2 separate regions of the Homo sapiens genome follow, and region 2 is linked to region 1. A link is a loop called in an ENCODE intact Hi-C map of the cell type or tissue named here. Cell type or tissue: PC-9. All regions are shown on one strand. Links, peaks and the distances in the headings refer to the core of each region. The heading gives the core; the rest is flanking DNA.

What was found. Hi-C counts contacts between places; a loop is a spot of excess contacts. Peaks named below come from ENCODE experiments on the same cell type or tissue, not always from the same donor. Only the 100,000 strongest peaks of a DNase experiment are listed, where the experiment ranks them.
Region 2: a loop joins it to region 1, with 7 times the contacts of the local background. A loop is called at or near these places in 3 of 110 quality-filtered maps.

What each region holds. Positions count from the first base shown.
Region 1 is chr12:15,659,036-15,668,005 of GRCh38, reverse strand. EPS8 (EGFR pathway substrate 8, signaling adaptor) reads left to right here. Exons shown (of 21, transcript NM_004447.6): 7 at 1,484-1,566; 8 at 2,114-2,250; 9 at 5,907-5,980; 10 at 7,266-7,392. Among named protein-coding and RNA genes, the nearest start is that of EPS8, 130 kb to the left of the region's middle. In PC-9, for the core only: no CTCF peak of the experiment used is centred there; a DNase peak (open chromatin) is centred at 5,235; H3K4me3 peaks cover 874 bases; H3K27ac peaks cover 4,544 bases.
Region 2 is chr12:15,851,220-15,860,189 of GRCh38, reverse strand. The region is part of intron 2 of LOC102724146 (a long non-coding RNA gene); the gene reads left to right. Among named protein-coding and RNA genes, the nearest start is that of STRAP, 27 kb to the left of the region's middle. In PC-9, for the core only: CTCF peaks have their summits at 3,415 and 3,624 (motif pointing right); DNase peaks (open chromatin) are centred at 3,639, 7,629 and 8,079; H3K4me3 peaks cover 880 bases; H3K27ac peaks cover 2,506 bases.

The sequences.
Region 1 (8,970 bases), core at 560-8,559:
TTTGTATCTGTGTTCTAAAAAGCCCCCCCCGGGAGCTAAAAGTTACTATGCTGTGAAAAGTTTCTGGATTTTAGGTTTGGGAACAAATGGCTTGCTTTACTTGATATGGAATGGTAATGATAATGGATTCAAAATGTATTTACTGAATATAGTTTTGTCCTAACCCCAAAAGCTCACATACCACGAAGCACTGTATGCATTTACTCATTAGTTTCATACTCTGCATATGAGACATTTTTCGCTTGGCTGGTTAAAAATATAGAGGCAATGAAAAACGCAGTTTCTTTTATATGGCTCATTGTGCAATATTGCTTTTGATTTTTAAAGTTTCTTTATTATAGGACTTCATGCAATGCTCCTGCCCACCTTTGCAGTAAAATTTTTCTTAGAAATATAATAGCCCCAGTATAAGAAGTTGAAGATTCCTAGGCATCTTCAGTTTTCATTTTGGGTTTTTTTAAATAATTATTTTTAATTAAATATCTTTTCATCTTCAGTTTTAGTATCCTATGTAACAGAAAGCCTTTGACACGATATTTGTAATGTCTTATTGAAACTAAATGCTCTTAGGAAGTCACACTGGACTGGGATGCATTGGCCTCTCATTTAACTAGCAATGTGACCTTGGCCAGGCCCTTTTATACAAGTACTCCTCAGTTTTATTAATTAGAAGGAACTGATGAGATGCTCTTTTAAATATCCCATCATTTCTAAAGTTTTATGATTATCGATGCTTACTGTAAAAGAAATACAACATACATATTTGAGAAAACATTACAGAGAACAGGGAGGCCCAAACATAGATGGTGCATCTCATCAACATTCTAATATAGAGTAATGATCACTGGCTCTAAACAAACTTTGCAACCAAACAGAAACTTCGTATCTGCTAATCTCACGTTGCTCCCCAAGAAAAATCTAACTGAATGTTCTGGAAAAGTAGTGGAAAAGTTAATTGTTTGCAGAAAGTTAACTTTTACCTGAAGTGACAAAATAAAGTGGTTACCCAAAGGGGTAAAACCTAGCGTTGGAGTTTATCTTATGGGTGTAGTAGATTTGCCTTAAACTCAAAGATTTGTTTTGCTGGGTTAATGGGTGTCCAGTGGATCTTGAGGATGAGAAAGGGAAGGAACTCTGTTCTATGTGTGGGAGCCTCTAACCCCTTAATTTCTACCCAATTAGAGATTTTTACTCAGTTTCATTTTTAGCGTGTACATATCCTTTCTATCATTGCCTTTATTCAAGGATAGTTTCCCTTTAAGATAATCATTAAAAATTTCTTCAGTTTTTAAAATCTTATCATTATATAGTTCACCATTATAAAAACCACAAGAGTCATGTTTTGCAAGATTTTTATAAAAAGACTTTTTACATCAAGATACTTACTGATTCAGACAAGGAACAATCCCTTTTTCTGTTTTAAACTACATATCAAGACTCAGAAAAATCCATAAACTTTCAGGTAACTTGTGTCTCTTTGCAGGCAAACCTAATTAGTGAAGATATTGAAAGTGCAATCAGTGACAGTAAAGGAGGGAAACAGAAGAGGCGGCCCGACGCCCTGAGGTAAAAGCATTGAAAGAAATCAAGGAGTGGAATTGATTTGTTTCTAAGGCTTTTTTCCCCAAAGAGTTAGAAAAATTATTTTCTATGGAAGTATATTATTGTATTGTATAGATCATAACCTGTAGTCTCAACACATTTGTTCTCCCAAGTTTGTCAGTGTGTTTACTCCTCTTCTCTCCATATTTTTGGTCTTTCTCTGATATGGCTTCACTTGTGTTGGAAGTCACAGAGTCATGAAAGATGAGTGGCATTTTAAGAGAAGGTATCCTAGGGAAATACAAGCTAGACAGTAGGATTGTAATTGTTCCATGGCCCTTTCAAATCACATAAGACTCAGAAGGAAAATCAACCTAGTTTTCAGCTGACTATTAATTTTTTTATTTCATATGCATTCATAAATATGCATAATGTGTAATGCTTAGGAAATCCTTATTGTCCCTTGACATAGTTCTTTTTGAATTTTAATAACTAGTACCACAAGTTGAGTTAATTGATATGTTATAGAAATAGAGATGGTAAAAATTCTATTTGTTTTCATCTTTTTAAGGATGATTTCCAATGCAGACCCTAGTATACCGCCTCCACCCAGAGCTCCTGCCCCTGCGCCCCCTGGGACCGTCACCCAGGTGGATGTTAGAAGTCGAGTGGCAGCCTGGTCTGCATGGGCAGCCGACCAAGGGGACTGTGAGTCTTCCTAGAATTAATACTTATTGAACACTTACTTTGGGTTGGGACATAGTTCTTGCTTTCAAATTCTGATGCTGATTTCAGAACTGAAGCTTGAGGTTAGTTTTTAAAAAATCAACTCTGGCCGGGCGCAGTGGCTCATGCCTGTAATCCCAGTGCTTTGGGAGGCCGAGGCGGGCGGATCACCTGAGGTCAGGAGTTTGAGACCAGCATGACCAATATGATGAAACCCCGTCTCTATTAAAAATACAAAAATTAGGTGGGTGTGGTGGCATGCGCCTATAATCCTAGCTACTGGGATGGTTGAGACAGGAGAATCACTTGAACCGGGAGGCGGAGGTTGCAGTAAGCTGAGATCACGCCATTGCACCCCAGCCTGGACAACAAGACCAAAACTCCATTTCAAAAAAAAAAAAAATCAAATCTTAGATAAAATAAAGTTAAGCCTTGAATTTTGTTAAGATTATTATCTGTAAGAGTTTAGACCCACCATTTAATAAATATGGTATTAGGGTTAGAGTCTTTTTATTTTTTTAATGCTAAGAGGAAGTTTTACTTGATTGACAAAAAGATGGCAACAAAATATATACAGGTTTTTCTTAAAGATTGCACTTAACATTCTTTCCATTTTTTATTATCTAACTAGAGTCCCTTTTTGGACAAGTTTGTCATATTCATGGAAAGGTTGTCAGGACAGTGGTTGGCTGCTGGCAGTGGAGAAGGGTAAAAGGTATCCATCATATGACTGTTCTTGTCAAGTGGGCCCTATGAGCGTGGCATCATTTCACCTTGGCATTCTGTTTAAAAACAATTATAACATAGAACTTAGTGTTACTTTTTATATGTTAGAATATTTTACTAGAATCTGAAATGTTTATAACTAAAAAAATGCCTTAAAATATGTTTGGTCTAGTATCTTCATTTTAAGGACGAATAAATTGTGATTCAGCAGGCTCCAATCTGATGAACTCTAGAGCCTCATTCTTTTGCCGCTACTCCAGTGGAACTTCTTAACTTCTTATTCTTTATCCAGTAAAGTATTATTCACACAGGGTATCTGGCACTATAGTTAAACGATATAACTCATTTCCAAAAATGAGTCACCTCGGACTCTACTTTGGATGTGCAGAGTAAAAGTTGGACTCTGAAGCAAGACCTGATATGTCTACCTGTGTGGTCTTGGGAAGTTATCTCTCTGTACTTCGGTCTCATCTCTGAAATGGGGATAATAATTCATGGGTTGCTCTGAATCTGAAAGTAAATAATGTTTATGGTAGTACCTACTACAAAATAGTAAGCATAATTTGTGGTTTTCATTTTGCCAAATTGAGTTCATTTTCTTTCTGAATTGTTTTCTATTTTGTTTAGGTTTCTTGTATTCTTAAAGGTTTTTTCAGAGGTTGAAATGTAAGCCGAGCTACCAAAGATATGAAAAAAAGAATTCTTTGATGCATTTATTTAAAAAAAAATTAATTAACAGAGATATGTAGTTTAATTTTATAACAGTTTCCGTTTTCATAAGTTATGTAAATTTGTATTGATCTGCTTTGTATTTAAAATGTGTTTAAAAGACAGTAATTTATTGTATTCTATACTTTTTGTGTACTTATGGTGTTTTTGTTGTTACTGTTTCGATGAAGAGGGTCTGAAGTAGAGGAAGGATAAGACAAGTTTACAGACATTCTGAACAAACCTGTAAAAATATATGTTGAACCTAATATATATAATATATATTATGTATATTATATGTTGAACCATATATATATGTGTGTGTGTATATATATATATATATATATATATATATTATTTTTTTTTTTTTTTTTTTTTTTTTTGAGATGGAGTGTTGCTCTGTCACCCAGGCTGGAGTGCAGTGGTGCGATCTCAGCTTACTGCAACCTTTGTCTCCTGGTTCAAGCGATTCTCCTGCCTCAGCCTCCCAAGTAGCTGGGATTACAGGCGTGTGCCACCATACCTGGCTAATTTTGTATTTTTAGTAGAGATGGAGTTTCACTGTGTTAGCCAGGATTGTCTTGATCTCCTGACCTCGTGATCCTCCCGCCTCAGCCTCTGAAAGTGCTGGAATTACAGGCGTGAGCCACCATGCCCTGCTGAACCTAATATAATTTATAACAAAGACAGAATTTATCCCTAGGGGTTTCTGAGCTTTCATTAAATTTTATCTGAAATATTTTCTGCAATGTCATCTGTTTAAGTGAGATAAGGCTTTCAGAACTTCTAATTTACCACTAGCCTAAACAGAAGACTTATTATATCAGGTTTGGCCTGGGTCCAGTCCAGTTTTTAGTTGGAAAGCCCCTCAGGAGGAATATCTTTTTGGTTCCTCTGGATGCTCCAGCTGACTCAGGCTGAACTGCTTCTCCGTTGAATCCCTGAGGCATATCTACCCCTGACTTCCAAAGGTGATCTCTGTGGAATAGCGCCAGTGGCACTAGGGTTCCTAGTCGTGTTTCAGACCTGACAGAGCCCAAGAAATACCATATCTCCCCCTCACTGTGCCCTCCAAATGATATTTTTTGGGGCCTCTGTAGAGTTCCTAATAGCTATTTCAACCTCAACTTAGTACTTTCTGTGGTAGTCCACTACAACCAAGGTAGCAGCTATCTATGTGTAAAATAGTAGCTAACTGGCAAGATTTCATAGATAGAAATTTTAATTATCTTAAAGTAGTTAACAGCCGCTAATTAAGTTTCATAAGACACGATGATTTCTTCTTTCTTTTTTTTTTTTTTTTTGTTGGCAAGTGTTCCAGTTACAGGTAAAGTTAGTGTAAAGGAAGAATAGCAATACAAAGTGTCCAATTTTTTTTTGCAGTTCTCTCTATTGAACATCATGAGTCACGATGATGTATCATGAGTTGTATTTCCATTTGTGGTGTTACGTTTCTGTTGTTCCATCCATATATTTTGAAATTTATTCTACCATGAGATATCTGTAACAACTCTCTGTGTTTAGAGGCAGTATTAACTGACTCATACCAGGAAGGAGTTCATGATAATAACTTCATGATTAACATCATGCTGTAGCCAACTGAGCAACCTTAATACCCTGAATGGTCTTAAGACATTTATTTTTTAATGTGAAAATTTCTGTCTGCTTTTAAAGCATGTAGCTTAAAATTAATGAGCCCAACATTGTGGGTTTTAAGCTTAATTACACTAGAATTTTAAGAAGCACTCTGCTGTCAGAACTCCGAAAGCTTTATTGTAGTCACAGTGTTGGAATGTATAAAAATTATAGCTCTGTTGCATTAGAACTTAGTTGACCAGCTTTTGAGAAGTAAAAGCTTGACTGCTGGTTTATATTTCTGGCTTGTGTAGGAATTAAAGGGTGCTAAGTTAAGGTTGGTTCTACAGGTAGCTGACTCAGGGAAGAGAGAGAATGGGGTGATATTACAAGGTAAATTAACATCATAAAGTTGAGAGGACTAATACTTAAGCTCTGCTCAACTGCTCCTGTTAGTATTGACAAGGATGCATTTCATGGCTGATGAGCACAGTTTTGACTTGTGTATCCAGTGGAGGTGTTCCCTTTGGCAAATGGTCCTCCTTTTTAACTAATTTTTATGTTTTAATTGTCTGTATTGGTATTGTGGGAGTAAAAGATTGAAAGACTTATGATTGTCCTTTCTATAGTTGAGAAACCAAGGCAGTATCATGAGCAGGAAGAAACACCTGAGATGATGGCAGCCCGCATTGACAGAGATGTGGTAAGTACAGGAGTCGCCTTTAGATCACTGGCTTTTCTTTTAAGAGGAAAAAGAAAACTTCATAAGAAAATGAAGCTGATTTAAATAGAGATATTTTATGGAAACCATGTTTTCTGTTACCTGTGATGGCTATGCCCTTTGAATTTGCCCTTTGAATTATTTTCTCGTTAAACATTTTTGCCTTTATGCCAATATTTAGTTAGTAGACTTGGGCTATGATAGAAGAATCAGCTTATTAACTAGTTTACATTGGAACTTAGGCTGAATTATTAGATTTCAGGAATGGTACAATTTTTATTTTATTATCGTTTGTAATTCATAATTGAAATATCTTTTTAATATGTCTTCTTGGCATTTATTAACAATGTATTTTAGAATACCTAAGAGATAAAAGTTAAGTGGCATTTTTAAAGGATAGATTTGTAAATCGTAAAGCTTTTATAAAAGATAATGCTACATTTGTTTTCTTTATAGTGATTTACAGAATGAGAATGCTGTAAATGCTTTATTATAGCATTTTCATTCTTTAAATGAGATCTAGAATATGATGTTAATACATTACTTTTTATACCATATACATGTTACCAGCTTATTGAGAAACAAATACTGAAAGGAATTTGAAATTTCTAATTCAATTTTTACAGCACACTATTACATGTTATACTTAAAAGTTTAACCCCAATTTGTAGTCTTAAATTAGAAGAATGTCAAGTTTCACACATACTGGAGAAAGGCAACTAAGACTATAGTATATAAGATAATCAAATTCATTCCAGTGATCTCTGAAAGCATGGTGCATTATTCTATTTTGTCATGTGGAAACTCTTATTAATGCTTAGTATCCTAGACTAGCTATTAGGTTATCACAACAATCTGTATACCTTTAATTCCATGAAGTAATATTGTCAGTGCTTTATTGGGACATTTATCAGTAAAGCAAAAATGTCAGTGCTCTTCTAACAAAACCTATTTTAGAATTTTCCTCCTAACTGTGTGGGAGAACACTGAGAAAATTAGAGTAATTGAAAATAATAATCTGAGCAGATATTGTGAATGCTTCCTTGATGACATTGAAAATAGAGCAAAAGTAAGCTAAAGAAAAATGTAAATGTCAGAATATGGCTATAGGTATATTTAGTTTGATTCTTGTAATTAGTAATAAACTTGAAATTGGCATGTGGGCTGCTTCCTTTTCTAAAAAAACCTTTCTATTATTTACTAACAGAGTACAGCTAAGGTAAAAATAGTTTTGTTTTATATTTTATTCTATAATTTCTAATTTCAGCAAATCTTAAACCACATTTTGGATGACATTGAATTTTTTATCACAAAACTCCAAAAAGCAGCAGAAGCATTTTCTGAGCTTTCTAAAAGGAAGAAAAACAAGAAAGGTAAAAGGAAAGGACCAGGAGGTAAGTTGGATTTTCTTAATCTTCTAATGCCTGGTTAGATCTCCAGTACTGGCTGGGCGCAGTGGCTCACACCTGTAATCCCAGCACTTTGGGAGGCCGAGGCGGGTGTATCATCTAAGGTCAGGAGTTCGAGACTAGCCTGACCAATGTGATGAAACCCCGTCTCTACTAAAAATACAAAAATTAGCCGGGCATGGTGGCATGTGCCTGTAATCCCAGCTACTTGGGAGGCTGAGACAGGAGAATTGCTTGAACCTAGCAGGCGGAGGTTGCAGTGAGCTAAGATCACACCATTGCACTCCAGCCTGGAAACTCCATGTCAAAAAAAAAAAAAAAGAACTCTGGTACTAGGCAGAGTTTTGACCCTCAAGAACTACTTAGCAAAACTTCATTGACTGTGGACTAGGGTTCCTCTTCTAGTTTTGGGGTAGCACTTGAGATTTAGGCAAAGAGTAAGATGAACTCAGGGAAGAGTCCATTTTGGTTATAAGTCAGCTATAGTGAAGAAAGATCCTGGAATGTTTTACCTAAATCACAGAGACTGAGATTCAGGCAGTGACCATCTATCTGTAGTTTTCATTAGTTATTGTAAAATTAAGTATCTGTTAAAGAAAGACATAGCTCTATTCTTGTAGTTGGATTTATTCTGTTGTAAACTAGAACCATATTATTTGTTAAATAAAAGGGTTGACTTACTAAAATATTTAAAAGTTTCAACAGATTTGAATTTTTTATCACAAAACTTTAAACGGTACATTCAGGTCACATACAAAGTCACATACAGACAATTTTGAAGTATGCTGCAGTTCAGCTATTTAAAATGGCCTCAGCTATATAAAATTAAAATTATGGAAGTAATGTTTATACTTCCTCTGACAAAATGGTAGAGATTGAAAGATATAAAATAGTAAATAAATATCCCTTTCATTACAGATAACTTCCAAATCTTTCTGTAGCACATATTTGTATAATGAGCATATGACCTTTGGCTTTATCTTCTGCATGTGAATACATGGATGTGCTTCCTCTCCACATATTCTGAAATTAAGTACTATTGCTTCCTGGTATCTTAAACCACTTATTCCTTTTGAAATTCTCTATGAAAGGTATACTATCCTCTTGATCACCCAGATTCAAAACCACAGATTCTTCTGTGACTTCATTCTCTTGCTTATAGCCAACATCAATTTTATTTTCTCAACATCTCCTGTATCCAGTTTTTTCCCTTTTCATTTTCATATCTAGTTCAAGCTACTATCATTTTTTTTAACCCTGCTTTCGAAGCAGTCTTTAAGCCTCTACTTTTTCATGCTGTGAGAACAATCTTCTTAAAGCTCTCAGTCACTTCATTCTTCTGCTGTAAAGCACGCTAGTTCCATGTTCTATTGATTTAAGTACAACTGTTCGCCCTGGAAATCAAGGTTATCCACAATCTAACCTTGATCTACCCTTCCATTCTCATGTTTCTCTCCTTTTGTTTGTTGTTTCGTATACATGCAATTCCCCCTTTCCTTGTTTTTGCTTATGCTGTTTTTATCCAACCATGATGTTTTTCCCACCACATCACCCTGGACCAAA
Region 2 (8,970 bases), core at 514-8,513, 190 kb before region 1:
AATATCAAATTATTATTTTGGTGTGAAATTAGCAGCATATGGGGTGGGAGATCCCAAGTTATATGCCAAGTGAAGAGAACACAGAGATCTACCATGGATACTTTAGGTATTGCTTCTACCTGAACGTTTTAGACAAAAGTCAGTTGTCATGGTTTTGTGGATGGAGATATAGTTTGGTAGGCTAACTCCATCTTCCACCACGATCACCCACACTTTTCTGAGAGGAAATAGTACATTATCAGAATTAATCCATTTGAGGCTGGCAACATTTTCTCAAATGATTCACACAGAGTAATTTCAAACTAAACTGATGGTTCCAGTCATATGGACATGTTCAGGAAAAAGCCAGAAGATTCGTTTTCAGGAATTCCAGCATTATTATTTTCTAAGGAATGGGGTCAAAGCCACATTAATAGGAAAATTATAACCCCCTCATATGATGCTAGATTGTGTTGTCTTGGAAAGAAAATTAAGACTCATGATGGTGAGTTGCCCTTTTCCTTAGATAAATCAGGTAGAAAATGGCAGCAGCCTTCACTGATTAAGAGACCAATCTGGAATCAGAGCCCTCACTACCTTTACCCCACTTACAACACCAGAACCCACAGTATTCCCTTGCCAAACTCCTGTGTTTCTCTGGCAATATGCAGACCAAGGAAAACTGAAGAAAATACGTGGGGACCCTAGATGGTGGAGGATTGCATAGGGTCTGCAGGAGGAAGGTCAGGATTTGAACAGATAGAGTTCAGAAACAAGGGACAACTATATGAAAGCCTAAATCCGAGGACTTTCCGTGCTTCTTCTCTCTCTTGTGTGGTATAAGAAAAAGAATGAGATAAAGTCGTCACAACTCCTGGGTTCTTGTATTTTGCAATCACTGGGAATGCTTACTTAACTTTTCTATAAAAATAACTGCTTAAATTGCCACTATAGTTCAATGTTTATTTAGTCTGGAAACATGGAGTGGTGGTCCTTAGAAAGGCTGCCAGGCCAAATTAGTGCTGAGAGGGCACGTTTTATTCATAGTGGCCCTCCAGGGTCTAATCAGGAGACAGAAAATATACCAGTTATTTGAATAGAAACAGCTTAATATAAACAATAGTTATATAGCTATGAAGGTGTTAACTATGAAATGGTAAAAAGAGAACTCTAACAAATCATGGAAAAAGCAACTTCAGGAAGCAAGTATCACACTCAAGCCTGAGGGATCAAAGAGAGCAAGGAGAAAAACTTGAAACAGAAAAGGGCACTGTGGTCCTGAAACCCCAGCCTCCCAGGAGCAGACACCAGCTAGTTGATACTGGTGTCAGTGGTGGCGGTTGAAGTGGCTGGTGGTGGTCCTGAGGCTGGTTCTGCAAGTGGTGAAAAAGTGCAACCTGGATTCTGCTGCTGCTACAGAAAAAAATGCTACAGGAGTTAAAAAAAAAAAAAACGACCAAAAAACACAACAAACAAACAACAACAACAACAACAACAAAAACTGCAGCAGGAATAGTTTTTAATAGAACCACAAGCAGATGGGAAGCCATAAAGCAGCAAACAGGAAAAAGCTGTCCCTCCTTCCTCTCCAGCTTTGCAGTCCTCCTCTCGAGCCCCCTGCTGGAAGACCCTACCACAGAACAGCCTGGGGAAGCAAAAATGAAGTTTGGTAGAGTTCTCACCACACCATCACAAAGAGAGTAGGGTGGAGCTAACAGACAATATCTGGCACAAGGATTTAAAACAGGGCAACAGAAAATATGTCTAAAAGTGTTTGTGCCATTGATGATGCATCTAAAGGAAAATGGTAGCTTCTTAATGAACACACGTTCCTTGCCTCCCAAACACTTAGCTAATCAGCTCTCTTTCCTGTCAACGCCGCCATTTACCAAGGCACTATTAGAGAATAATCCTTGAATCTTTTATTTTTTCATACCTTGTGCTCAATTAATTAGCAACTTGTGTCAGTTCTGCCACTTAACTTGTACACGTTCAGTCACTAACCCAATTTAAGCACACATCATTTTTCACATAGTCTAAAGCAACACCCTTCTAAATGGTATTTCTGTCTCTAGTTTCATCTCCCTTTAGTGAATCTCAACCCTAGCAGCATAATAGTATCATCTGAGAAACTTTTAAAGTATCTCATTTCCAAGGACCCTGATTTAATTTGTTTGGACTGAGGTCTAGGGATTAGCACTTTTAAAGCTCCTTGGGCAGTTCTAAAGTGCAGCCAGCTTTGACAGCTATTATTTTAGTCTATCCTCCCCATTAGTGTCAAATCATTTTATTATTTTTTTGTGGTGTGCAAATCCAGTAACCTTGGTTCATTACCCAGAATTCCTCAATAATTATCCATATAAACATACAATGTAGATAAATGACAAGCCCGTGGTTCTTCTTGGTCAGTGTTCCACATACCTCTCCAACGCCTGTTAATTCTCCTCCCAGCCACTCTCACTGAACTGGAAGTTTCCAACTTCATTTTCCAACAGCATTGAGCTACTTGCAATTTCCTGAACAAAGGATACTGTCACCTATTCATGCATATGCATATTTTATTCTCTCCCAGGAAAAGAACCTCTCTCAAATGACAGCAAACTTGAAACATAGTTTAAAAAAAAAACATAATGTACTGGTAATGTTTTTAAAGCACTGTTCAAAACTAAATACTTCTTATGATATCAATTATATGAAAAGAATGTGAATACATAGAAAAAAAGTTGCAGGAAATTTATTAAAATGTTCATTGTGGGGCCGGGCACGGTGGCTCATGCCTGTAATCCCAGCACTTTGGGAGGCCAAGGTCAAGAGATCGACTAACTGGCTAACACGGTAAAAACCTGTCTCTACTAAAAATACAAAAATTAGCTGGGCGTGGTGGTGCACACCTGTAGTCCAAGCTACTTGGGAGGCTGAAGCAGGAGAATCACTTGAACCCGGGAGGCGGAGGTTGCAGTGAGTCAAGATCGTGCCACTGCACTCCAGCTTGGGTGACACAGCGAGACTCCATCTCAAAAAAAAAATGTTCATTTTGATTGTCTCTAGGTGGTGGAGTTATAGATTTTGTTTCCTTCTCTATACTTTTCTGTAGTTTAGAAATACATGATATATAAAAATGTATATTTTCCACAATGTTATATATTACACTTCTAAAGAGAAAGAATATGTAACATTGAGAAAAATCATTTACATATTTAAAAAACCACCACATGTACCTCTATATCTTATTTGATACTTGAATTAAGATAGAAGTGTTTGGTTAATAAAATAGGATAGTGGGCTTAGGCAGGAGGATGGCCTCAGGCCAGGAGTTCGATATCAGCCCAGGCAACAGTGAGATCCAGTCTCCATAGAAATTAAAAAAAAAATAGCCGGGCGTTGTGGCACTCACCTGTAGTCCTAGCTAGTTGGGAGGCTGAGATGGGAGGCCGAGGTGGAAAGAAAGACAACTTGGCCTGGGAAGTCGAGGCTGCAGTGAGATGTGCTCGCTCCACTGTATTCCAGCATGGGTGACAGAACGAAATCCTGCCTCTAAGATACAAAAAAAAAAAAAAAAGTTAGCAGGGAATACTAACATACTAACATTTATTTGCTTAAACAAGTTTTTTATACCTGTCCTACACAAAAATGCACTTTTCCTTCAGCCACCAGATGGCAATCTCTTCCCATGTATTGTTCCATTTACAACTTGCTGAAGCACCCTTTCAGGGATTGTGCATAATTTACATAAATATTTTTAATTTTCAACTAGCAAATTAAAATATTTATATTTAGAGCATATTTTAATACACATTAAGAAAATTATGAGTTTTAATTATTTAAAAATCAATTTTCTTATAAACACCTCATGTAGTATCATCTCAAGCAATTCTATCCCACAGGAATTATTCAGTCTAACTGGTGTTGTTGAAGGAAAAGCAAACTGCCATCCTCCTTCCATGTATGCCAACTAACTCCACATTGGCAGAGACCTAAGAATTGGCATTCGTAGTGGGGGAAGGGAGTCAAATTGAACCAAGCTTCCCAAGCTCAGAGCCTGGTAGGAGAGGGATATTCCTGTGGGGAATGTCCTGGTGGCACATATTCTAAATGATTCTAAAATCTTGCCTGCAATAATGTATTCAGGAATATTAATGAATATTCCTAAGAGTTTAGAGGATAATGGCTCTTCCAGCAATATTTTTCTTAAATGGCCATTTTGCACCACTGTTTTTATTTAGGGTATTAGAGGCATCAAAGAAATCTCAAATTCTCTCCAGAGTTTTCTTTTTCTCTATTCCTTTCTTTCCAAAGTCTGATTGCTTGTCAAACATGATTCTTCTTTAAGTTTCACTTTTGTTGGGTGATGACACATCTGCCTGGCATTACATTTCCAATTTATAATAAACAGTACTCAGGGAATTGGTAAATTTGGTAAACTCAGAGCTGTTTTTCTGCTGGATCAGCCAAGGCTTTTGCTTTTGAACACGTGAGGTGCATTTCTAATGTCTAAATTTTAGGCCTGAACATTACATTCAAGAGTGATTACTACACATTAGAGAAGACTATATAAGCATGTAGTAATTTTTCATAATTTTTTTCTGATTACAAAATACATTATCTTTTTAAATTTTTTGCAGTACTCTAAAAGCTCAAGGAAGAAAAGTTGAAATCATTCATAATTTCCCAACCCAGCAAAAGTGTCTGATAAGTGGCTATAAAATTGATTATAAGGATTTGTGTCTAAAAACATCAGTACCTCTGCATTCCCATCATTTTCCATTGTGAAACTTTAATATTTGGAGTTCTGTTACAATTGTGAGTGATTTTAAAGGTAGTAACAGAAAATTCACTGGTTTGGTCTTTAAACTAGATGTCAACCTATATTTTAAAACAAACCAATTTTATTCACATTTTTTGTGTATGTTTGTTTAGGGTTAAACATTTTTCTTAACTTATGTTAGTTAATACCTAGGGCTACAAATAAACTCTGTATCATGAACATGCAGCTATTTGACTGATTGATCTTCCTTAAGATAACAGAAACTCTGAATGCTATTCTTGCTATTCCACACATTTCTGTGAGACCTCAGCAAGTTAATTATCTTCTTTGTGTGCTTAATCCTCTTAGAGCACAGCCCTCATCACTTCTGTATGCTATGCCATTCTATGAGGATGAATGTTTCTCTTTATCCTCTGTATATAGAAATGGATAAAATAGAATTAAATACAAGAACAAGAAGCCTAAGTGTTTGTATCAAGCTAAGAAACATGGGTTCGATATCTGGACAATTCAATGTCTGCTTCAGTCTTTTTGTAGGTTTTAGAGCACAATTTTAATTTGAAAATAAGATTGGAAGTCAATATTCAAATGGTTTTCTTTTTAATTATTTTCCTAATCTATTCAAGCAAACTAACAAACATCAAAATAATACCATCTCTGCCATTAATTGCTACTTGGTGTGAGAATAACATGAATTTCAAAGTAACAAATGAAACTACAGATTTCTTTTCAGAACATTTCATATTAATTCATTAAAAGAACATTTGTGGAACACTGACACAGAGGAATAAGACGCAGTATTTACTTGGAGTCTAGTGAACGAATCAGAGAAATATGCAATTATACTGTACTGAAAAATTATTTATTGAGTGCTACTGTATTCAGGTAATGTTTTAGAGACTGCAGATAAAGCAGTGAACAAAACATACAAAAAAATTTCCACTTCCATGGAGTTTACATTTTAGAGAAGGCAGACAGACAGTAAATAAATAATCAAATAATATATATGGTGTGGCACACGGTGATGAAAGCTGCAGAGAAAAATAACAGGCTATAGGAAGTACCGTTGATAATGTCACATTTTAGCAAAGTCCTGAAGGAAATAAAGAAGGAAGCCATGTGGATATTTGCATGAAGAACATTTCAGGGGAAGATAAGAGCAAAGAGTCCAGCAAGGTTTGAGTGCCATAATCGACCTGGAGACTGGTAGGAGACGAAATGAGAAAGGCAAAGGGGACTAGATCATATAGGTCTTCGTGGGTGTTGTAAGGACTTTGGCTTTTACTTAAAGTGAGATTGTCAGAGGCACTCTCACCAGAGCTACTCCATCTTGAATAGGGGCTAGGTAAAATAGGGCTGAGACCTACTGGGCTGCATTCCCAGGAGGTTAAGGCATTCTTAGTCACAGGATGCAATAAGAGGTCAGCACAAGATACAGGTCATAAGGACCTTGCTGATAAAAACAGTTTGGAGAAAAGAAGCCAGCTAAAACCCACCAAAATCAAGATGGCGACAAAGTGACCTCTGGTCCCCATCATTTCTCATTATACACTAATTATAATGCATTAGCATACTAAAAGCCTCTCCTACCAGCACCATGACAGTTTACAAATGCCATGGCAACATCAGGAAGTTACCCTATATGGTCTAAAAAGGAGAGGAACCCTCAGTTGTGGGATCTGGGAATTGCCCTCCCCTTTCGCAGAAAACTCATGAATAATCCACCCCTTGTTTAGCATATAATCAAGAAATGACCATAAAAATGGGCAACCAGCAGCCCTCGGGGATGTTCTTCCTATGGAGTAGACATTTTTTATTCCCTTACTTTCTTAATAGATTTGCTTTCACTTTATGGACTCGCCCTGAATTCTTTCTTGCTAGAGATCCAAGAACTCTCTCTGCGGGTCTGGATTGGGACCCCTTTCTGGTAACAACATGAGAAGCCAACTAGAGAATTTTGAACAAAAGAGTGAGGTGATCTGACTTTAACATAGGAACCCAGATTAGGAGGATATTAATATTCCTGAGGAGAGAGGATAGAAATCCAGACCAGGGTGGTAGCAGTGGAGGTGTTAAGAGGTGGTCAGATTCTAGGTATGTTTTGAGAGAAAAGCTGACAAAAGATGCTGATGGGTTTGATGTTGGCTGAAAGAGAGTCAAGATTTTTGGTCCAAGGAACATTAGTTTTAATGAAAAATTGAGTTGATACTTTTACACTATGACATAGCCTATGTAATTGCTTTGACACTGAAGTCATAGATTTCTGCCAAAAAGGATTTATTTCCTGTATAAAGCCTAATATATGCCACACTCCATGTCACTGGGGGACTGCCATAACTGTCAATCAGATGAAGAACAAGAAACCCTTGTTCTATAATGATTATCAGGCTTCAATACTATCTCTACCAAGGGCTCCACCAGGTTATTATTTTTTTCTTTTTTTGAGATAGGGTCTCACTGTGTCACCCAGGCTGGAGTGCAGTGGCCTGATCTCAGTTCCCTGCAGCCTACCCATCCCGGGCTCAAGTGATCCTCCCATCTCAGCCTCCTGAATAGCTGGGGTTGTAGGCATGCACCACCAGGCCCAGCTAATTTTTGCAGTTTTGTAGAGACAGGGTTTCACCATGTTGCCCAGGCTGGTCTTGAACTCCTGGACTGAAGCAATTCTCCCTCCTCAGCCTCCCAAAGTACTAGGATTACAGGCGTGAGCCACCGCACCCCACCCCTATCAGATATTTTGGATCTGTTCAAGGCATCATGTTGTTCCCCAGACCCTGAGACATATTTGAGAATGAGGCAAGTAAAAGGCCATCCCCATGTATTACATTACATAAATGTAATTCAAATGTTTGTTTGCATCATTCAAATGGTGCAATGTCCTTGCCGTCTTCTAGTGAGTCAGAGTCTTTCACTACGTAGAGTAAGAGAGGACTGTTGCCTAGGGAATATGATTTGACAGACCCTCCCTGTAGGCAAACCTTGTCTAACCATCCAGATATGATGAGGCCTCACTAACTCGGTTTCAGTCACAGCTCCAGCAGCTGCTTAAGGCTTTCCTTCCTCATGCCATGATTGGTTTGGAAATTGATTTGGGTTTAAGTTGGCAGGCCATGCTCTCTGTGGGCATGGGTAGCTGGGGACAGCAAAGGTAAAGGAAAGGAGGCAAGACTAACACCTCATTCACAGTTGTTCCTGAATATCAATCACCTTCTAGAGCTTCAAAAGTCATCACCAACTTTACGAGTTCTTTAAACAAAGGGCCCTGGAACACATCTCTTCTACTGCCTTTGTCATACCTAGGTCCTAGGAGATATGATTCATTTAAGAAATACTCCCTGGGTATTTAAATTGATACTTACTATCCTGGGGCTAAAGATTCCATGGTGAGCAATGGCTCACATCCAACAGGACACTTACAGTCTGTCAGAAGGAACAAACAATAAACAAGTACATATGTTAATTCGATAATTTCCAAAAGCAGTAACGACTGTGAAAAACATAAAACAAGATGATGTGATAGAGTTCCTTTTGTGGGAGGGGAGAGGGGAGAGTGGAGAGGCTTCTTTAGACTGAATTAGCAGAGAGGTGACATTTGACTTGAGCCTTGAAAGATGAGAAGGAATCTGTCATTTTAACTTAATAAGCATTTATTTAAAGTCTAGTGTGTGTAAACCTGGTGTTGGGTTTTGGGTATTGGGAAGAGAGTAGTGTGAGAAAAATACAGAGCGAAGAAGACATGGTCCCTGCCATCTGAAAACAATCTCCAGTGAAGAAGACACGCATATGTATTAGTAACCAAAATTCACAGAAGTGCTATAGGAGAGGTATAAACAAAGTATTGGAAGTAGGACGGAAAGAGAAAGATAGTTCTCTTTAAAGTATATGAAGAGATTTGGGAGATGGGCTTGGCAATAAGAATAATGACTATTGAGCCCTCTCTATCATCAGCTACTGTGCTAATGGGATTTAAAGGAATTCTCTCACTTAATTTGGCCAACCCTAAAAGGCACATAGATGACCTGGGATTTGAGCCCAGTTCATCTAAGTATGGAATTCCTTCTTACAGAGATACTGCAGACCTTAAGATAATCTGCTTATTAGCTGTGTTTTTCTCTTTTCAACTCATTCTTTCTGTGTTATATATCAACTAGACAGCTCTCATCATTGTTTACTCTTTCTTTTTTGAGACAAGAGTCTGGCTGTGTCACCCAGGCTGTAGTGCAGTG